Regions from separate parts of the Homo sapiens genome. Here region 1 is linked to region 2. The links are chromatin contacts, found by Hi-C or POLR2A ChIA-PET in ENCODE. All regions are on one chromosome and are shown on one strand. Each heading gives the region's core, a stretch centred on a gene start or an enhancer-like site at or near the end of the contact. The rest is flanking DNA. Distances are from core to core; before and after follow the strand shown. Region 1 overlaps COL8A1 (collagen type VIII alpha 1 chain). Region 2 has its middle 230 kb from the start of COL8A1.

The links. Hi-C counts contacts between places; a loop is a spot of excess contacts on that map. ChIA-PET counts read pairs that join two places held with the same protein, here RNA polymerase II (POLR2A). Pooled maps may share reads with other maps.
Region 1: a map of chondrocyte shows a loop between it and region 2 (2.2-fold over the local background). The contact joins two enhancer-like sites. A Hi-C loop is called at or near these places in 3 of 168 maps with a recorded cell type or tissue (IMR-90, PC-3 and chondrocyte) and 2 of 50 pooled maps. POLR2A ChIA-PET finds 5 or more read pairs at or near these places in 2 of 52 experiments (Panc1 and activated T-cell).

The regions. Positions count from the first base shown.
Region 1 is chr3:99,750,071-99,754,557 of GRCh38, reverse strand. The region is part of intron 2 of COL8A1 (collagen type VIII alpha 1 chain); the gene reads right to left. Among named protein-coding and RNA genes, the nearest start is that of CMSS1, 66 kb to the left of the region's middle. Within about 2 kb of position 2,782, at least 3 of the 41 ENCODE cell types and tissues checked have a DNase peak (open chromatin) inside an H3K27ac peak, as active enhancers do.
Region 2 is chr3:99,408,729-99,412,960 of GRCh38, reverse strand. No RefSeq gene overlaps it. Among named protein-coding and RNA genes, the nearest start is that of COL8A1, 230 kb to the left of the region's middle. Within about 2 kb of position 1,985, at least 2 of the 41 ENCODE cell types and tissues checked have a DNase peak (open chromatin) inside an H3K27ac peak, as active enhancers do.

The DNA of each region.
Region 1 (4,487 bases), core at 1,533-4,032, 340 kb before region 2:
TTAATTCTCCCACAAACACCATGAGTGTTATTGTTTACTGCTAGCACTTATGGACGATAGACCAGGAGATCAAACCTCTTGTCCTGGCTTCTTTCACACATGAGAGACAATTTGAAAAAAAAAAACAGTATAGTTATTATCCATGATCTCCCTCTTTGCTCTTGTGATCGCATTCAGTGGATAACTTGAGCAGCTACTCTAAAATTTAATCTGACTTTACAGAACCCCTAAACCACATTTTTGGGAATTACATAGCTATGTAAACTATGGTTTTATTTTTTCTACTTCATAGATGAAAAAGTGGATCTAAGTGACTTGTCTAAGATTGTATAGCAGGTGGAAAAATGATTCCAAATCTTAATCCAAGTTGGTGCTCATTTTGTTGCATTTGGCTTTCTGTAGGTAGAAACATTTCTTTAATTATTGGATATAAGCTGATTTCATTTGGAAGGATCAGAAAAAAATTATTTATTCAGTGTATACTTAATAAAATTTTGCAGACCCATATCTGTAACTGACAACAGTTTACAAGTACTAATTGTTTCAGCAACTATGTTTTAAATTGATATAAGAGAAACTGGTTAGTGTAGTTATCTTCCCAGTAGCTGTCTAGGTTCAGTCCAAGCTCTACCATTTTACTGACTGGGCAACCTCAAGCAAGTCTTTTCATTGCTTTGTACATTTGTAGTTTTATTTCTTGTCTCCAAACTGGGAAAATTTGTATTATCTCATGGGTTTGCTGTGAATAATTGAACATATATAAAGCATAGAACCATGCCTAGCACATAGTAAGTACTATATATGTATTTATTTTCATAGTACTGAGATACAAATGTAGATAAGACCGGAGCACATTAGACTTTATCCTTAAGGGATCTCATTTTGAACATAGTTTTGTGTAAAAAAAAAGCAGTTTCTAAATGAAAAAGCAGCATTTCATTCTGTAGTCTCTTGATGCAGTAATTCAAAGTCATCACTAGATGGCAATTGTGATCCATGTGACTTCAGCTGCAGCGGTACTAACTGATGGGTCCAACCCTGGCGTCAGTGTTTTCTATACCCTATAGCATTGAGAAGTCAGGCAGTTTCTTTCCCACAAAGTGAGCCTTTAACAAAACTCCAGTCAGCAAAGCTTTCATTCTGTGGTCACCCTTGGGGCTCACCCATAGGCACCTAGTCCTTGTGATGGCAGCCTCACAGAAGTGTGGGTTTACTTGCCTGCATCTTATCATATCAGGAGTGCCTTTCACCAGATAACAACAGGACAGTGTCAGGATCCTGTGTCAAGAAGATCAGTTAGTGGTTCTTAAAGTGTGGTCCCCCTGCCAGTAGCCTCACCATCATCTGGCAATTTGTTAAAAATGCAAGTTCTTGGGCCCCATCAGATCTGCTGACCAGTATTTTAATAAGCCTTCCAGATGATTCTGATGTCTGCTAAAGTTTGAGAACCATTGAGATAAACCAGTGCATAGCATCATATATAAAGGTTGGTGCTGGAAGGGTCCTCAGATAACATTTTGCCCAGTCCTCCCATTTTGCTGAGAAGGAAAACTGAGGTCCAGGGAAGTTAAATGATTTACCACAAGTCATAGCAGTAGGCATGTGGCAGAGCCGGGCTCCAGGGCTGGTGAGTTGCATGTCCCAGCTTTCCTCATATACCCATCTCCCCTTCTCCCCCTCTAAACTGAGGCCACTAGGTGCACATTCTAGCCTGATACCTACTCATGAAATTAAAAAGTCATTTATTTATGCGGGAGTTTGTTCATTTCAATAGACATTTCTATGATGATACAAAATTGAGTATGATGAATTCACTGTAGTCCAGAGTGTGTGCATATGTGTACATGCATGTGTGTGTGGGGGGGCATGTGGGGGGCGTGAGGGAGAATCAAGTAAAAGTCCTCATCTCAATTGATAGGAGAGGGATATATGCAGAGAACCATGGGAAATAGGTGAGTGCAATCAGGGATTAGGTAACGCAGGTAAGAGGAAAAAACTTTGGAGCTGACCTTGGGTGATAAGTAGGAGTTCAGCAGATATAGAAGTCAGGATAGGGCATTTGGGGAGAGGGATCAGAATATACAAGCACATGGCGCCATAAAATAGTGTAGGGGAATCACAAGAGTTTTGCTTGAAGGGAAGGGAGTAGTAGAAGAGTGATCATGTTATAAATAATAATAATATTACTACCACTACTACTAATAGCTGGGACTTATTAAATGTTAACTATGACCAAACCCTGTACTAACCATTTTATATCTATTATTGATTTAATTCTTAAATGATTTTGCAAGAGTCTACTCTTATTTCTACTTTACAGATGACAATGAACATGTCCACACTGTGCTAGTTTCCTTAAAACCAAGTGTTACTATTTTCCATTTCTTAGATCAACATTAAACTTAGAAAAAGAGCTTTCATGTTTACTTCTTCCAGGATGTCCATAATGCAAAGTAAGTATCTATTTGCAGGGGATGAGGAGTATATTCTTAATATATATAATTTTATTATAAGCATATTTTCATAAATGCATTAAATCAGGAGGATTTTGGCAATAATTTGGATTTTTTAACTCAAAGAATGAATGTCCCATTATTCTTCAGCATATCAGCAACTTTAGAAGTAGCCAATTTTTCATGATAATAGAAGAATTGTGTCTTAAAAGTGGCTAAGAACGCTCATTTCAATTGCTTGACTCACTAAAGAAAGGAAGCTGAGTAATGAATGAATAACCTGGTCTGAAATCATTGGTCTGTTTTATTTTTAGTTTTAACTTTATAAGTGTTCATTGTGAATGTGCTTTCCACAGTCACTGTTAGCGTCTTTCCTTCATTGCGTAGGACTGCCCACAACCAAACTAAAAATTCGAGTTATAATTAAAGTTCTAGTAGGATTCAAAATACCTAATTTTTCGTCAGTAAGATTCAAGATGTTTCTGGATTCTTTAAGATATTTTTGAGTGATTTTACTTTTTCCTGAGAAGATAAATTTTCTTTTCTTTTTTTCAGTCTCACTCTGTTGCCCAAGCTGGAGTGCAGTGGTGCGATCTCAGCTTACTGCAACCTCCACCTGCCTGGTTCAAGCAATTCTCCCTGCGTCAGCCTCCCAAGTAGCTGGGATTACAGGCACCCACCACCACACCTGGCTAATTTTTGTATTTGTAGTAGAGGCAGGGTTTCGCCATGTTGGCCAGGCTGGTCTCAAACTCCTGACCTCAGGTGATCTGCCCGCTTTGGCCTCCTATATTGCTGGGATTACAGGTGTGAGCCACCATGCTTAACCCTGAGAAAATAAATTTTCTGTTCCTACTTTCTCATCTGCAAAATATTGGCATTGGAGGAGGTAATCTAGAAGGCCCCTTCCAGCTCTAATGGTCTGTGGATTTATGATTTAATGATTAAATGGCACAAATAACTCATTTCTGAATTTTCTTTGTAGTAAAATTTTAGTATTCATGAAAGAAATTATAAGACCAAATCTCTCTCCATAAATTTTTAAATGGCATCTCTAAAATAGCTCTATATTTCACTTTTTAGGATCACTGAGACTCTATCCAGCTCAAAGATGTGTTTATGTATTTCCACCTGACATTTTACACACTTAGGAGCCAATCATAAGGCCAGTTTTAAGTAGATGCCATTAGAAATGATTGATGGCCAGTTTATGTTTTAAGGTGAAAGAGGTACACTTTAATGATGCTCTACTTTTCTGATTGCCACAATAACAACTTTCAGCTTTACCAGCCCGTATTACAACTTTGATCTTTACACTCATGTTCATAGCTGCAGGTGAAATGCTTTCTCAAGAAAATCTTGAAAATTCAATCCAATTTTTAACCTTTCTTGTCTAGAGAAGTTGAATAGCCTACAGGTTGCTTTATCTTGAATCAAAGAAAGGGCAATAACACCTGGAAGGAAGAACCTATTACATTTATTATTATTTTTTAAAAATTTTGTGATTGAGAGCAAAATTTGCATTTTACTCCCCCTGGACAATTTTGTCTTTATCACCTATCGATTTTGGAGTCAATTACAATATTTTTTCTGTTTACCAATTATAAAAGCAATATATGTTTTTTTGAAAAATTTACAAAAGAGTATACATGAGGGCACAAAACTGTCTAAAATTCTGCCACCCAGAGTTGGCTATTAATATTTTCTTTTTATTTAATTCTAGGTAAACATGAACATTAGGAAACTGGGGCCAGGTGTAGTGGCTCACGCCTGTAATCCCAGCACTTTGGGAGGCTGAGGTGGGCGGATTCCTGGAGATCAGGAGTTCAAGACCAGCCTGGCCAACATGGCGAAACCCTGTCTCTACTAAAAATACAAAAATTAGCCAGGTGTGGTGGTGTGCACCTGTAGTTCCAGCTACTCAGGAGGCTGAGCCAGGAGAATTGCTTGAACCCAGGAGGTGGAGGTTGCAGTAAGCCAAGATCATGCCACTGCACTCCAGCCGTGGCAACAGAGCAAGAATCTGTCTCAAAA
Region 2 (4,232 bases), core at 736-3,235:
TTTTGACATTTATGAGACGAGAAATGGTCACAGAAAACTAGATGACTTTGCTTCACAAACATACTGAAAACAAACAAGGAGCATCATTCCCACCAAGTGCTGAAGCAGCATATACTTTAATGCCTTATTTTGGTCGAGCCAATATTTTGGTCAAGTGATAATGGGTAAAAAATAATTTAATACTATACCATTGATTTTACTGATAAGACAAAGCAAGAGGCTACAAGCAAATGCTGATAGTACTCCAAGGAAAAATGATTCCACGGACCATGTTAGCACGGTAATTTCTAGTGTCATCATGATGCCTTTCTAGTCTCTTTTTATTCAGTGATTCATATAGTAAAGAACTGCTGCCATGTTTCTAAGTTTAGGAAAATATTAACTTATCCACAGAAACTTCCCAAGAGACTCAATATAATTTAAAGGTCCTATATGTTATAAATGTTAAGACCTAGATACTACTTCTATATAAAATATTTTTTCATAGTCTATTAAGTTTTTAAAATAGATTTATTATTATGGAAAATAATTGGACATCATAAAATGTTTTTAAAACACCAAAGTATAAAGAAAATAAAGGTAAACTATAATCCTATAGCCAAATAATAACAGGAGTTGATATTTTGTAGGATATCTTTTCAAGTGCTTTTCTGTTCTATACATAAAAATAATTATTTTTAGGAAAAATTAGATTATACTATAAATTATTTTATAACAATTTTAAACAAATAACCCTTCGTAAGCATTTTAATGTCAATGTTTATCTACATATCATTTTTAGTGTCTATAAAATATTTATCATTTATTTAGCCAAGTCTCAAATGATTAACAGTTGAGCTTTTGTGTGTGTGTGTGTGTGTGTGTGTGTGTGTGTGTGTGTGTGTGGGAGCAGGTATTGTTAGAAACAATCCAAAAATGAGAAACTCATATATATATCTTTGTGAAACTCTTTTGTTATTTTCTTAGGGTGAGCTCCTAGAAATGGAATTATTGGATCTAATGGGAAATGTTTCTAAAGAGTTTGGCAGTTATTGAGAAACTGTCCTCCAAATAGTTTGTATCTATTTATGCCTCCAACAATACTGTATTAGAAAGCACATTTCCATATACATTATTGTTATCAAAAGCTATTATTCAGCTTTTTATTTTTTGCCAAACTTGTGAATGGAAAATAACAACAGTAAGTTGCATTGGAATAAAAGTTTATATTTAATTCTAAAATTTTACTTATTCATTCACTATTTAACTACTTGGTGATTACCCTTAATGATTAAATTCTGTAGCTTATGCTTGGTAATGGTGGTGGGAATGGCTTGCTAGAACTACACATATTTTAAATATAGAATAATTACTTTTTGAAGTTCCTCAATTTCTTCCAAATTCAGAACATCATCAGATAGATTTTTCTTGTGCAGACAATTTATGTTTATTTAGACTACTTGGTTTTTATGGGAGGGGCGGGGGAGAAAAAACATAGATTAGATAATAAAATAGTAATTTTATATTTTATTAGTATTTATTGAGAGCTCTGTGGTCCAAGTGCTAAATTAAACATTTCACATGAACTGTCTATGTTTTCCTTACATAACCTCATGTAGTGGTAGTAAAATGTTCCTGTTGTAAAAGGTGTCATGGCCCTAAATGATAACAACCATAATTTGAGTCCAGGTCTGTGTGGAATCCAGAGCTTGAACGATTAATTACAGCAACATCCTGCTTTCTCTGAAGTGGTCTCACGCTAACGATGATATGAATTGATTCTTTCTTGATGATGGAAGAATGAGATAATTAATGCCAGCACATGCTACATCTGGTAGCAGCATTTTATTCTCTCATCAGAAAGTTAAAGAATGAAAAGGGAGGAGATTGCCTGCTATTTTTTTTTAACTTCCTTTAGTTCCCTCTCTTGCTGCCAGATTTCTGTTTAAGCCAGTCACGCAGGGCACGGTGGTTGTGTGAGAGCCGATACACTTCTTTTCCCACAGGCACTCATTCATCCTTGTTCTGTTTTCTTCATCTCAGGGGCACTGTATAATCTGCCGGGCCTAACTCATTACTCATCCTGGAGCCTGTCAATCCTCCAGAGGTCAGATCATTGGCTTTGGTGGTTATGTGGTCCTTGGTCTCTGCCCTCTGGGAGCTGAGGGTGAGAGAGTCTGTCACACCTGAAAACACAAATCCTGCTGCCTTTCAAGCCACCAGTCCTGCTGTGATAGACAAGCTACATTTTCTTCCCATTCTATAGAAAGCAGCGGAACACCAGCTAAGATGTGGTATAAACTCCTGATTGTTTACAGGCTTACAGAGCCTGTGGAATGAATGCATAACTGTCCACAAATATCTTCTAGTATTTAACCTTCATTTATTTTCCTTCATGGTTTAAATTTTCCATTGTGAGGGGGAAACTCCTGGATCTCTAGCAGTGCTTGCTGAAAAATGTTAATTTCCCCTCATATTTTCACATCCTCAAGACTAGCACAGAACAGGAATTTCTCATAGCTAGAATTATATTGACTTATACGAGAGAGACTTTGTTTGCTCATTTAACAAATATTAAATGAGAGCTGACTGTATGCCAGACACTACTGAAGGCATAGAGGACTAAACCATGCAGACTAGATCCCCTCTCAAGGGATGGCATTGGGATAAGGAGGCAGCGATAATCAAATAACTGAATAAATAAGATTAGTGGTGCATGCTATGAAATAAGACAGAGTGTTGTAATAGAAAGTGTTGGGGAGGCCAGTGAGGAAGGGCTACTTATAAGTGAATGTCAGTGAGGAGGTGACCTCTGAGCTAAGGCTTAGTGACTAGAGGAACCAGCTATGCAAAGGCCTGGAGGAAGAGAATTCCAGCATGAGGGATCAACAGGAGCAAAGGCCTCAAGAAAGGAAATATCTTAACCTACTCTAGAAGGGCAATGTGGCAAGAGCATAGAGAGATGGGGTAAAGCTGGGAGAAGTCATAGATAAGAATAGGGTCAATCATGTAGAACCTAATGGACCATGAAAAAGAGTGAATTTTGTTCTAAATGCAGTAGGAGGCTACTGGAGATTTTGATATGGAGATTTAAACAACCCATTTCATATTTTCATAGCACTACTCTGAGTTTTTTATAAATTATAGAGGAGCTCAAGTAGAACAAGATTTCATAATAATCAAAGCTAGAGATAACAGTGGCTTAGACCAAGGTGAAAAATGGTAGAAATGAAAAGAAGTAAACAGATGTGAAATATATTTTTTAAATGGAGCCAAGAGTTTTTGTTGATGGATTGATGACGTCTACTAACACGAGGAAGACTCCGGAAAGAATAATTGGCAGGGGGTGGGATTTAAGACCTCTCTTAGGTAGAACTAAAATTGATAGGTGCTTTAGAAATTCAAGTGAGAATGTCAATCGTGTAGCTGGGCTAAATGGTACTTAGTTAAGGTTAGAGTTTGGAGAACATCTTTCAATTAATTAAATCCAAAATGAAGAGAATCTCAAATGAAAACATGCATAAGTTTGGTATGGGGAAAAAACTTCTCAATCTAACATCTCTGTTTCTGTCACTGACACCATTTTTCTCATTATCCATATTCAAAAAGTTATATTGAATTCCTTTTCTCCCCTTCACTTCCATATTTAGACACAGTATTTATCATCATGGTATTTATCTGCTCCAAGATCTTTGATGACTCTCGATTGGATAAATTATTTAGCCTTCTAGACCTGCATCTTTATCTATTTTCCAGCTTTCTTTCTTCTATCCCCTATCATGAACTCTTGGCTTCAACTGAATGTATCTCTCCAACTGGAATCTACTTGTGCCATATCTGCTTCCTTGTCTGAGGTGGCTTTTCCACTCCTCTTAGCTGAGTCTTACCTGCCTTTTGAGGTCCAGATAAAATTCTACCTCCTCCAAAAAATACTCCTTGGGTTCTCTCAAACCTATAGACAATGTTTGTCTTATCATTTGGACCATCGTTTTCATGATCACTCTGTAATTAAGTGTGTGGTATTGATAACTGTCCATTACTCTCTTCCATGTCATGTCTATTCAGGAAATCATATGCTTCTTTAGGCTAGAAATTTGACATATCTCTTGATAATTAACAATTGCTGGCCAAGTGAATTTGAAATTCAACTTAACCATGTAGTTTCCTTTGAAACATAGCTGAGACTATATATTTAAAATACAGTCACCTCTTGATATCCTCGGGGGATTGCTTCTAGGACGCCCCTCATGTAC